Linked DNA regions of Homo sapiens: region 2 is linked to region 1. A link is an interaction called in ENCODE POLR2A ChIA-PET data of the cell type or tissue named here. Cell type or tissue: endothelial cell of umbilical vein. All regions are shown on one strand. Each heading gives the region's core, and the rest is flanking DNA. Links, peaks and the distances in the headings are about the cores only. Region 1 overlaps SETD5 (SET domain containing 5). Region 2 overlaps THUMPD3-AS1 (THUMPD3 antisense RNA 1).

Region 1 (5,387 bases), core at 63-5,062:
TTGATTCTCCATTTCAAAAAAAAAAAAAAAAAAAAAAGAAAAAAAGAAAAAAAGGCAATTCACGTTTTCTGAAATAAAATCTAAAAAGAAGTAAAATCCAAATGAAGTAAGAACTTTAAGAAAAGTTCTGATTTTAGTTGCAATATCTGCTACTAAAAATTTATCTAATTAAATTCAAGTTCATTACATTTATTCAGCAAGTTGGTAAACAGGAACAATGAAGTGGGTTTTTTATGAAAATGTGAAATATTCTGTTTGTTGCAACCTGAAAGGTTGCTTTAGCATCTAATTTACTTTGGTATTTTGATTGTCTAATATTTAAAAAACTGATTTAGAGAAAAGTTATGAAAATCACAAAGAACTTTTCAATTAAGCTGATATTTGCAGGAGAAACTGGTAAAAAGATTGTCACAAAATACATTAAGATATCACAAGTGCTTTCAATTACATCCTTTGCAAGTCACTGTCAAAACCAATGGAACAGATGATTTTTCATTGACATCTAGTTTAAAAATGCACAAAGACTTTAGATTTAAAGCTGTCTTAAAAAATTTGTTTTTTTTTTTTTTTTTTTTTTTTTTTTGAGACGGAGTTTCATTCTTGTCGCCCAGGCTGGAGTGCAGTGGCGTGATCTTGGCTCACTGTAACCTCCACCTCCCGGGTTCAAGTGATTCTCCACTGCCTCAGCCTCCTGTTTAGGGAGGGATTACAGGCACCTGCCACCACACCCAGCTAATTTTTGCATTTTTGGTAGAGACAGGGTTTCACCATGTTGGCCACGTTGGTCTCGAACTCCTGACCTCAGGTGATCCACCCACCTTGGCTTCCCAAAGTGCTGGGATTACAGGTGCGAGCCACAGCGCCCGGCTGTTCTTTTAAAAATTGTATGCTAATTATACAAGCCCCTTTGAAAACAATCAATTGATAATAATTTTTCACTTATTTCATTCATCCCCTGCTCCCTCAACCATGTCCCACCCAACTTAATCACTCAGAATTTTAATTCTTTCCTGAATATTAGTGTTCCACCACTTTCTTGCCCTTGCCCCATCTTATAAATATGAATATAAATTTCCTAAACTTACTACTTTAAATGTATCTAACCTTTTTTATAACCATTTCTGCTGTTATCTGTACACTGTCTAGTCCTTCTTTGTCGTCCTGGGAAAACTGATCCCTGACTTGAGATCTCTCTCTTCCTCTGTAAAGACAGATGTAAAGTAACTATTTAGAAAACACGCCATTTCTTTTTGTATCAGAAATACTCATACTTAAATTTTTTATGCAGACCTGAAACAATCATTGGTCATATAATCAGAAAGGTTTTAGATACGTACCTGCATTGTCTTTGCAGATACTAGAAGAGCTACTATTCTCATTGCTTTGGTATAGGTGCTGAGTTCTAGTCTCTTGGGGTACAGATGATGTTTGAGTCATCCCTTCTTCTAAGGCTTGTTTTATCCAGCGCTATAATTGAAAAGAACCAGAGAATTATCAATAATTATCTAAAACTATTTAGTGCACCTGTTTTAAATGTACATCAACTGGTGAGTGATACAATTCAACACACTAATTCAGTTACACAGTCAAGCATTTTATTGTCTTGTGTCTCAGCATATTGGAACATTGTCCTATCAATTCCTTTTAACTGAAAAACTTGAGGAAATCTGGATTACATATAATGAGATCCCATCAAAAGACAAAAACCAATAAAAAATGACTGCTATTCAACTTTTCATACCATTTGGGATGGTGTAAAATGGCAAGACTGAGGAAGAAATCTTAACATTTATTTAGGAGAGACTGTGATCGTATAGAATAAAACTAATATATAAAATAAGCGCCTAGAAGGAAGATAAAGATCTCTTAAAAGTTGTCTGCCCCGTGCTAGAGACGTGTGAAGAGGTAATAAAAAAGATTCATTGGAAGATTTTGGATGAGGATTAATAGCTCTTCACTACAGGTACCAAAAGCGTTTCCAAAAGGTTTATTTCAAATGAAATAACCTATGGGACTCCCCCCTCCAACAAGTAGTTTGGTTAAATTATGCATGAGTAATGCAAATCACGAAATGAGCTTCAGTAGAAATCAAAAAAAAGGGAAAAAGTCAAAAAGAAGACCTATCAGTCACAAGTTTTTGGTAGTAAAGATTAGAATAATAAACTGACAAGAAATAAATTTAGGCCAGATAGTAAACCTGCAAAGATTAGGATAATAAGATTATGTATCCTGTGGAAGACAGAAAATTTCTTACCTGTAATTGTGTTCTCTTAAGATATACAGTTGTAGGTTGCTCACCACTCTGTGGCTCTCCTGCCCTGACATAAGACAGATCGAATTTTGATAAACATCAATTTCTGAGTAAGACCCTCCCCCAATAGGAAGAGCAAAGGTGAATTATTATAATTTATACCTTTAGAGAACATGTATTACAGGTAAGTAAATACTCTCTTCACCAGAGAGCAATTCTCATAGATTTTCCCTCTTAGAAACCTAGGAAACAATCCACAAAAATTTTACCAAAAAAAAAAAAAAAAAAAAAAAAATCTTACATCATACAAATGTCATTGTGGCTGGCCAAATGAAAGCAAAACTGAAACTGTAAACCTGTAAACACTTGGAAGGAAGAGTGAACAAGGATATAAAAAAGAGCTCTCAATGGTAATTTGAATCACGTAAACATTTTAGGATACAACCAGGTCTCTGAAAAGCAAACACAAAAACAAAATAAAAAATCCGAAGAATGAACTATCTTAGATACAGAATAATGATGTAAAGATGAATTGTCAGAACCATACATATAGCCTTAAAGCTTAGAAGAGAACTTAGAAGTCATCTTGTCCAAAGCACTCATTTTATAAATGGAAAAATTAGGCTCAGGAGTGAAAAATCTTTTGTTATGGCCACCTTTAAGTTTTTCTTTTCAAAGCAGAAAACACTCATTTGGGGTCACTAAGCTTTCCTATCTGAGTAATTTTTTAATATTTCCAGGGTCTAGTAGATGTACTTGTAAAATAATTTACATTCTGGATCTGATGACTACAAAAAGGGAACATAAAATCAGAACAGGAGTATTCTAGAAGAAAGATGCTACCATGGTTAGCTATGAGGTGAAACACAGCAAATACAATCAAACCTACTCCTCCAGGTTCTGTTGTATAATTTTACAATATTTCAGGACTCATATAAAAAAGGAACATGGACATTTGTTTGTATCTAACAAGATACAATTAACCTCATGGATAATAAGTTAATTTTAGATGCACCTACTCAGCAAGTTGTTAAAATCAAAAGAACATTTCTCCCTTCTCTGAACCTCTATTAAAATATATTGCAAAGGAGTTTTCTGGGAGGCTCAAAGATGGATAAATATTTTAAAGGTCTCGCTATTATGGCGAAAGAGCAAGGAAGCAATACAGGTTTTGGAGTCCAGAAGCCCTGGCTTGACACTTGGCTGTGAGGCTGGGCTCAGTAGCTCGTATCTGTAATCCCAGCAGAATGTGAGGCCAAGGTGGGCAGACTCCTTGCACTCAGGAGTTTGAGATCAGCCTAGGAAACACAGCAAAACCCTGTCGCTACAAAAAATATGAATATTAGCCAGGCGTGGTGGTGTGCCTGTGGTCCCAGCTACACGAGAGGTTGAGGTAGGAGGACCATTTGAGCCCAGGAGGTCAAGGCTGCAGTGAGCCTGTGATGATGCCACTGCACTCCAGCCTGGACAACAGTGAGACCCTGTGAACCCCTACTATCCCCCACCAGAAGAAATCTGGCTGTGTCACTTATTAGCTGCTTCACTTTGGACAAGTTACCAAACATTTCTGAGACAAAGCTTCTGGATATATAAATTTAGGACAATGATCCCAATTTCATGCATGGTAAGTGAGATAATGTATGTGAAGAAAGCTTATAGTACAGTACTGAACACTGAGCAGATTTTCACCGAGTCCCGGTTCAACTAAATTTCAATGCTATGTTTGGAGATTTACAGATAATGCTCCAGTGTATAAAATGAAATATTAATTATCAATGCAAAGCACACTGTTTCATTATCAGTCAGACTGGTTTTTCTAAGAAGTCTGGAGACCAAATGCCCTATACACATTGTGTTTAGAAGAGGAGTTTAGAGAGAACAAGGTGAAACACTACTGAGAGCCTTGTTGGCCACTTATAAATGTTTTTAAAATACCAACTGAGGAACTAAAAAATGCAAAATGCTTCTTAAAAACTATGATTCAATTTAGAAACTCTAGGGATATCATAAAATGTTCTGTCAAATACCTGAACTCCTCTTCTTTTCAGAAGTTGCAGAATAATAATGATAAAAATAAAAATAAATAGCATAAGAATCTGAGTACAACTATACAGATACAACTTTAATTTGTCCTATACTGGTAAGTTTTTAACTTACAAGGCCAGGCCCTTACCTCTTTAGTGAGATATGAAACAGTGAGCCTATTAGAAATATACATTGTTCTAAATAATCCCATGGAGGGTTTTCTTATCTATCTGATTAACTTATACTCTGAGGGATTTTCAGAATTTTATTACAATTTTGTTGAATAATGAAAATGTTCTTAGGTTCTGCATTAGGTAAGTCCTTTCTAACCAATATTAGGAGATATTAGAAGAAGACCAATATTAGAAGAAGAACTCTTCTTCACTGCTATAAAGCCAAATTCTATTCTAGCTAAAACATTCCATTTCATTTTATTTTGCCTCATAAAAAGCTGTATTTTAAAAAATAGAATCTTGATATGTGAACAGCACACAATAAAGCAATGACTTAAACAGTTTTTAAAGATCCTATTTAAATAGTCTTGTTATGATAATCCTGTGTATGCAGCCTAAACTCTTCCTAAAGACTAACCATGACACATAGATAAAAGTGCTTGAGTAGAGCCTGTATAAATGAGATTAAGGATAGTCAGATACACTTGGAGAATATAACAGGGACTTGTGTTAAATGGAATTTCTATCTGTTGCCCGTAGAAATTTAAGGATGTGCTATAGATACAAGTATAAAAGCAGAACCAAGTTAAAAAAGCTTAAAGAAATGCATTTTCTACCAGATCTGAAGTTACAGTCCTAGACACGTTTTTGGTTTTCGTTAAGTCTCTGCTAGTTGGAAAAGATGGAAACAGAAAGACTGCAACCCAGCATTAGAATTATCAAGAAGGAATTTCAATTCAAGAGCCTAGTTCATATTATTTGCAGCTCAGACTTCATTACTTATCTGTAATAAATAATTGCCTACACTCCTTAAAGGACCAAAATAGGAGATTGTACGACCTGGCTTGATAAGATGCTTCAACAGTTAACATCCTTAGAAATGGTCAAATTTCTCTTTAGGAATTCTACGAGCGTTTCCCCGAACAAACCAATGAGTG
Region 2 (5,387 bases), core at 1-5,000, 60 kb after region 1:
ATCCATCTTACATCTTGTTAGGATGATTGTCCTAAAGGAAGATAGAGCATGAAAATGACAGGTGAAACTCCATTACTGGCTTGTACTGTTTACAGCAAGTTGTCTAACCCGCGGGCCGCATGGGACCCAGGACAGCTTTGAATGCGACCCAACACAAATTCGTAAACTTTCTTAAAGTTTTAGGAGTTTTTTTTGCGGGGTGTTTTTTTTGTTGTTGTTGTCTGTTTTTTTTTTTTGCTCATCAGCTGTCCTTTATATGTGGCCCAAGACAGTTCTTGCAGTGTGGCCCAGGGAAGCCGAAAGATTGGACACCCCTGGTTTACAGGATGAATTCTGTTCTCGTGAATGTGATGCATAAGGTCCCTGGATAGACTTTCCTCAATTTAACAGCTTTTTCATTTTTCACTATTTTCCACATACTACACACACAAATATGACCTCTCTCCTGAAGTCACATGGAATGAATTGCAGTTACCCAAATCATAGAGACGTCATATATCTTTGTGGGGTGGTTCTTTTTGGAATGCTACCCTTGCTGCTTTTAATCCTGCAGATTCAAATGTCATCTCCCCTTTGGTCATGCCTTCCATGGTCTGTTGTTCTATGACCCAAACTGCCCTTTTAAAAAAGCAGTTTTCTTCTGACTCCTGAGCAGTTTGTACTGCGTGGGTCATAGTAATTCTGGGGTTGTTGTCATTGCTGATTTAAATTACCTTAACTATTCTGAGCTTTTTGAAGGAATAGTGTCTTGTACTCCTGAGCTCCTAGTATACTCTGATGTCTAGCCAACTTTAAGTAAATGGAGTGAGCGACATGTAAATGTCTTTATGGTTTGACATTTTATTAATCTTGAGCATTGGAAAAGTGGCTGGTATGACTAAAGAACTGAATTTTTATTTTTTATCTAATTTGAATTGCAACTGTGGACAGTATAGCTGTAGCCCCGGACTTGTTCTGTGGATTACAGAATACGTGGACATTGATGGTTTTCTCTTTTTACTGAGCAGTAAGGAAATAAAAGCTGAAGCTCTCTGGCCCATTACATTTCATTTAACTGCTTGTTTTGTTTTATTTATTATATATTTAGCTGAAAGCTAAGTCCAACAAACCATTTTTAAAGATGTGCCTGCCTTGGACAACAGTGAAAGCAAGCGTTAATGAGTTTGGATTTCAAAAAAAAATGCATAATGAATTTTAGGGAGGTGAGATTCCATTAAACTGTTACAGGAGCTACATAGTTAAATATATCAGAACTTGAATGAAGAATAGGTCTGTGTGATACAAATGAACCCAGCCTAAATTTCTGTCCTACAAGTTTTCACTTCCTGGAAACACTTGATTGGAGGAGCTCTAAGCATCATATCTTGAGTTATAGAAAACAATCACAAAGTAAGTTTTATCCTGAGGAATTATAATACCAACATTTTAACACCAAATGCTTTTTATATTGCTAATACAGTATCTTACACATTTTAATTATCTTTTTTTTTTTTTTGAGACGGAGTCTTAGTGTCACATACTGGATTGCAATGGCATGATCATGGCTCACGCAGCCTTGACTTCCTGGGCTCAAGTGATCCTCCTGCCTCAGCCTCCTGAGTAGCTGGAACTACAGGCACACGCTTCCATGCCCAGCTAATTTTTTTGTGTTTTTTTTTTTGTAGAGATGGGTTTTTGCTGTGCTGCACAGGTTAGAACTCCTGGGCTCAAGTGATCTTCCTGCCCTAAGCTTCCCAAAGTCCTGGGATTACAGGTGTGAGCCACCGCCCTAGGCCATTAAATATACTTTTTAAAAAGACCCTTATGTCAGCGATCTTCAGGCCTCCTGTGTGTGGAGACAGTTGTCTTAATGTAGATTCTCAGATCACCCAAAAATTCTGAATTCTTTTGGGGAAGGTGGAACCCCACAGGGCAGGCAGTATAACTCAGTATCTTCAAGTTCATTTGCTGACTCGGATATGCCTATTTACCTGCCAAAAATGATTACAGTTTCAGAGAAACTCTTCTCAATTGTATAGTATGTGACCCTCAATTTTTCCTCAAATGAACTGTTTTTTCCTCCTCCTAAAAAATAACAGAATGGGAATTTTGAGAGGCAAAGAGGAATAGTAATTAATATTTTTGGAAACTTGCAGGTCAGGTTTTCCTTTTAAAAGGAATGTTGAAATATATTCTTTCGAACAAGAGAAGTTCACCTTATTTGTGTTTCTCCTGCTTAATTGCAATCCTTAAGGAAAGTGATTTTTCAGTGCCTAAGCACAGAGCTGGAAGCTCAATAAATGTTAGTTTTGTTGGTTTATACGTGAAATTGATTCTCAAGTAATAGTTAAGCTCAGAAAACATATAAACAAGGCTTTTTGGGAGAGACTTCAGGGTCCCATTTAACCTACATCTCCTAATATTCTATTCATAGAGGAAACTGATGCCTCATGGTCTCTGAGTACATCTATCCCACCATTCAGTTCTTCTTTGGGTTTCCTGTACTAATCATTGCAGTTATCCTTTTCCTGCACCTTACTTCCTTGGGCTTTTTGTTTAAATTAACCAGCTACCTATCTCCTTTTCAAGTAGTTACATACTATTTCTTACCCTTATAAGACAAATTTATTAAGTATATTACACGCTTGTACTTGGATGAGAAAGCTGGTGAAACTTTTGTCAGGGCTAGTGTGTGTGTGAGATTTGCAAAATGTAAACTTAGGTTACTTCCATATATTTTTTGTGAGTGGAGGTTTGGCATAATTACATAATTCTCTTTTACAACACTCTGGTTTGACTGTTAGGTTAATTGTAGAGCACCTTGTTAGGTCACAAATCCAGAAGTCTGGTACTGGACTTTGCAGGTTGCTTTCTTAGTGGCATATTAGTTTATATTAGAGCACATACTTCTCAAGAAGCCTTTTTTTTCTTATCTGTGACTCTCTCTTCTTGAGATGGGATAATGTATTGGATTATTAGAGAAGTGTGAGTATTGAATCAGATAGTTTTATTTTATCTAGAGCAGGGTTAAACCTGATGAATTGTTTCTGCTCTCTCATGGAGTATATCTTCTTGGTGACAAAGACTTTTCTGTCTCTGATTTTTATCTTAGTCGTGGTTACATTTAATAATCCTGCTTTCCAGCTTTTCCTAGAGATCAGTCATCAGTGACCTTTTGTCTTGATACTTTGTCACCTTTTGTTTTCTGGTTTTGGGTTTTTTTTTTCTTTTTTAAACATATGTAACATTGGCTTTTCCTGCTGACAACAGTAACAGAGTTTCAGATCATGTTTATAGAATGGTTATTTCATCACCTAACTAATCTCACCTCTAGTGTATGGATTCTGGTAAAGTCAGTCAACAGTCTTCACAGCCTTTTCTATTTTTACTGACCTTGATTTAAAATCTAATCTTAGACCTTGAGGTATTGCTTACGAATAGTGTAATAATGAGGTACTACTTATAACAAATAATGGTAACATACTCTAGTGCGTACTATAGGCAAAAGCTAATGGAAACATAGGTAGAAGAAATGAAGTAATAGTTATTGAATGCTTTTTGTGTACTGCAGGTGTGGAAACAGGAAGAGAACTAGAACTGGAAGTAAAGCATTGAAGATGTGACTGAATTGCTGCAATCTCATGATCAAATTTGAATGGATGAGGAGTTGCTTTTTAGGGATGAGCAAAGAAAGTGGTTTCTCGAGATGGAATCTACTGGTGAAGTTGCTGTGAACATTGTTAAAATGCCAATAAAGGATTTAGGAATTACAGAAACCTGGTTGATAAAGCAGTGCCAGGGTGTGAGAGAGTTGACTTCAATTTTGAAATAAGTTCCACTGGCTGGGTGTGGTGGCTCACACCTGCAATCCCAGTACTTTAGGAGGCCGAGACTGGTAGATCATTTGAGGTCAGGAGTTCAAGACCAGCCTTGCCAACATGGTGAAACCCCACCTCTACCAAATTAGCCAGGTGTGGTGCACACCTGTAGTCCCAGCTACTTGGGAAGCTGAGGCAGGAGAATCTCTTGAACCAGGGAGGAGGAGGTTGCAGTAAGCCGAGATGGCGCCCCTGCACTCCAGCCTGGGTGACAGAGTGAGACCTTGCGTTTAAAAAAAAAAAAAAAGGAAAAGGAAAAAAAAGTTCTACTGTGGGTAAAATGCTATCATGCTATCAAACAGCATCACATGCTACAGAGAAGTCTTGTGAAAGGATGTCAGTGTGGCAAACTTCATTGTCTTTTAAGAAATTGCCACAGCTATCGTAATCTTCAACCACCACCACCCTGATGAGTCAGTAGCCATCGTTAACGTTGGCGTAAGACCCTCCACCAGCAAAAAGATTGTTAGCATTTTTTTAGCAGTGATGTATTTATCAATTATACATAATGCTATTGTACACTTCTTAATAGACTATGGTATAGTGTAACCATAATTTATGCACTGGGAAACCAACAAATTCATGAGATTCGCTTTATTGTAGTGCTCTGGAATTGAGCCTGCCGTGTTTCTGAGGTATACCTGTGTATTTAGTATGTTCCTTGTATATAAAACCCCATTTTATAGGGTAGGAAACTAAGGCTTAGAGTTTGAGCAATTTTCCCATAGATAACACCAATAAATTGAGGGCTGCAGAGACCACTTAAGTGGTTCTCTTAACAGTAGTCTAGACATGACGTAATGAGATTTGGCTTAGGAGTGACAATGGTAAGGAAGTTAAAGGATTCAGGAACCAAATACCAGTTATTGAGAAGAAAGAATGGCCTCAAAACATCACTTCTCAAGGAAGCCTTGATACCCTCACCCTTACTACACTGTATCCTCCATTTGAATGTTGTCAAGAGCTCTTCTCACAATTGTAAATAATAATTGTGTAATTTTGTTTTTTTTTTCCTACTTTAGGTTGCTCCTTGAGGGCAGGACAGTTCTTATGGCTTTATCCGTTGCGTAAGCACAGAGAGGTCTGCGAGGTCAAAACTATTGTCATGATAGCAAGATGCCTGTCTTTTTCATTTATTCTCACGGTGTGCAGAGGCTACATGATGTGTGATGACATCCTCATTGATGTTAATGAATGGTGCTATACTTGAATTTTCTAAGGTGTCATTAGGTAGGTTTAGGTATGCATACTTGTTTTTAGAAATTATTTTTTTCCTTTTTCCCATTTTTAGAAATCAACTCATTTTTTAGGTTATGCCTTCAGTAATCTTTGCAACCTCAATATTGTGTAATGGTTACTTTAAAATACTGTAGTTTTCTTTGTGCCTAAGTATAAACATAAGTACATTTTGTTGTTTTGTTTGCAATAGTGGTTTAAATATTTTCCCAAAATATCCAAATTTAAAAATTCTACAACTTTAGAATTTAATAAATTTATTCTAAAATATTTATATATTTTTTCATTTAAGAA

What was found. Peaks named below come from ENCODE experiments on the same cell type or tissue, not always from the same donor. Only the 100,000 strongest peaks of a DNase experiment are listed, where the experiment ranks them.
Region 2: POLR2A ChIA-PET joins it to region 1 with 7 read pairs; 16 of 35 experiments call an interaction of 5 or more read pairs at or near these places.

The regions. Positions count from the first base shown.
Region 1 is chr3:9,449,819-9,455,205 of GRCh38, reverse strand. It overlaps SETD5 (SET domain containing 5), which reads right to left. Exons shown (of 23, transcript NM_001080517.3): 17 at 1,338-1,467. Among named protein-coding and RNA genes, the nearest start is that of SETD5, 55 kb to the right of the region's middle. In endothelial cell of umbilical vein, for the core only: no CTCF peak of the experiment used is centred there; no DNase peak of the experiment used is centred there.
Region 2 is chr3:9,389,990-9,395,376 of GRCh38, reverse strand. It overlaps THUMPD3-AS1 (THUMPD3 antisense RNA 1), which reads left to right. Exons shown (of 4, transcript NR_132781.1): 2 at 4,880-5,087. Among named protein-coding and RNA genes, the nearest start is that of THUMPD3-AS1, 3.9 kb to the left of the region's middle. In endothelial cell of umbilical vein, for the core only: no CTCF peak of the experiment used is centred there; no DNase peak of the experiment used is centred there; H3K27ac peaks cover 356 bases.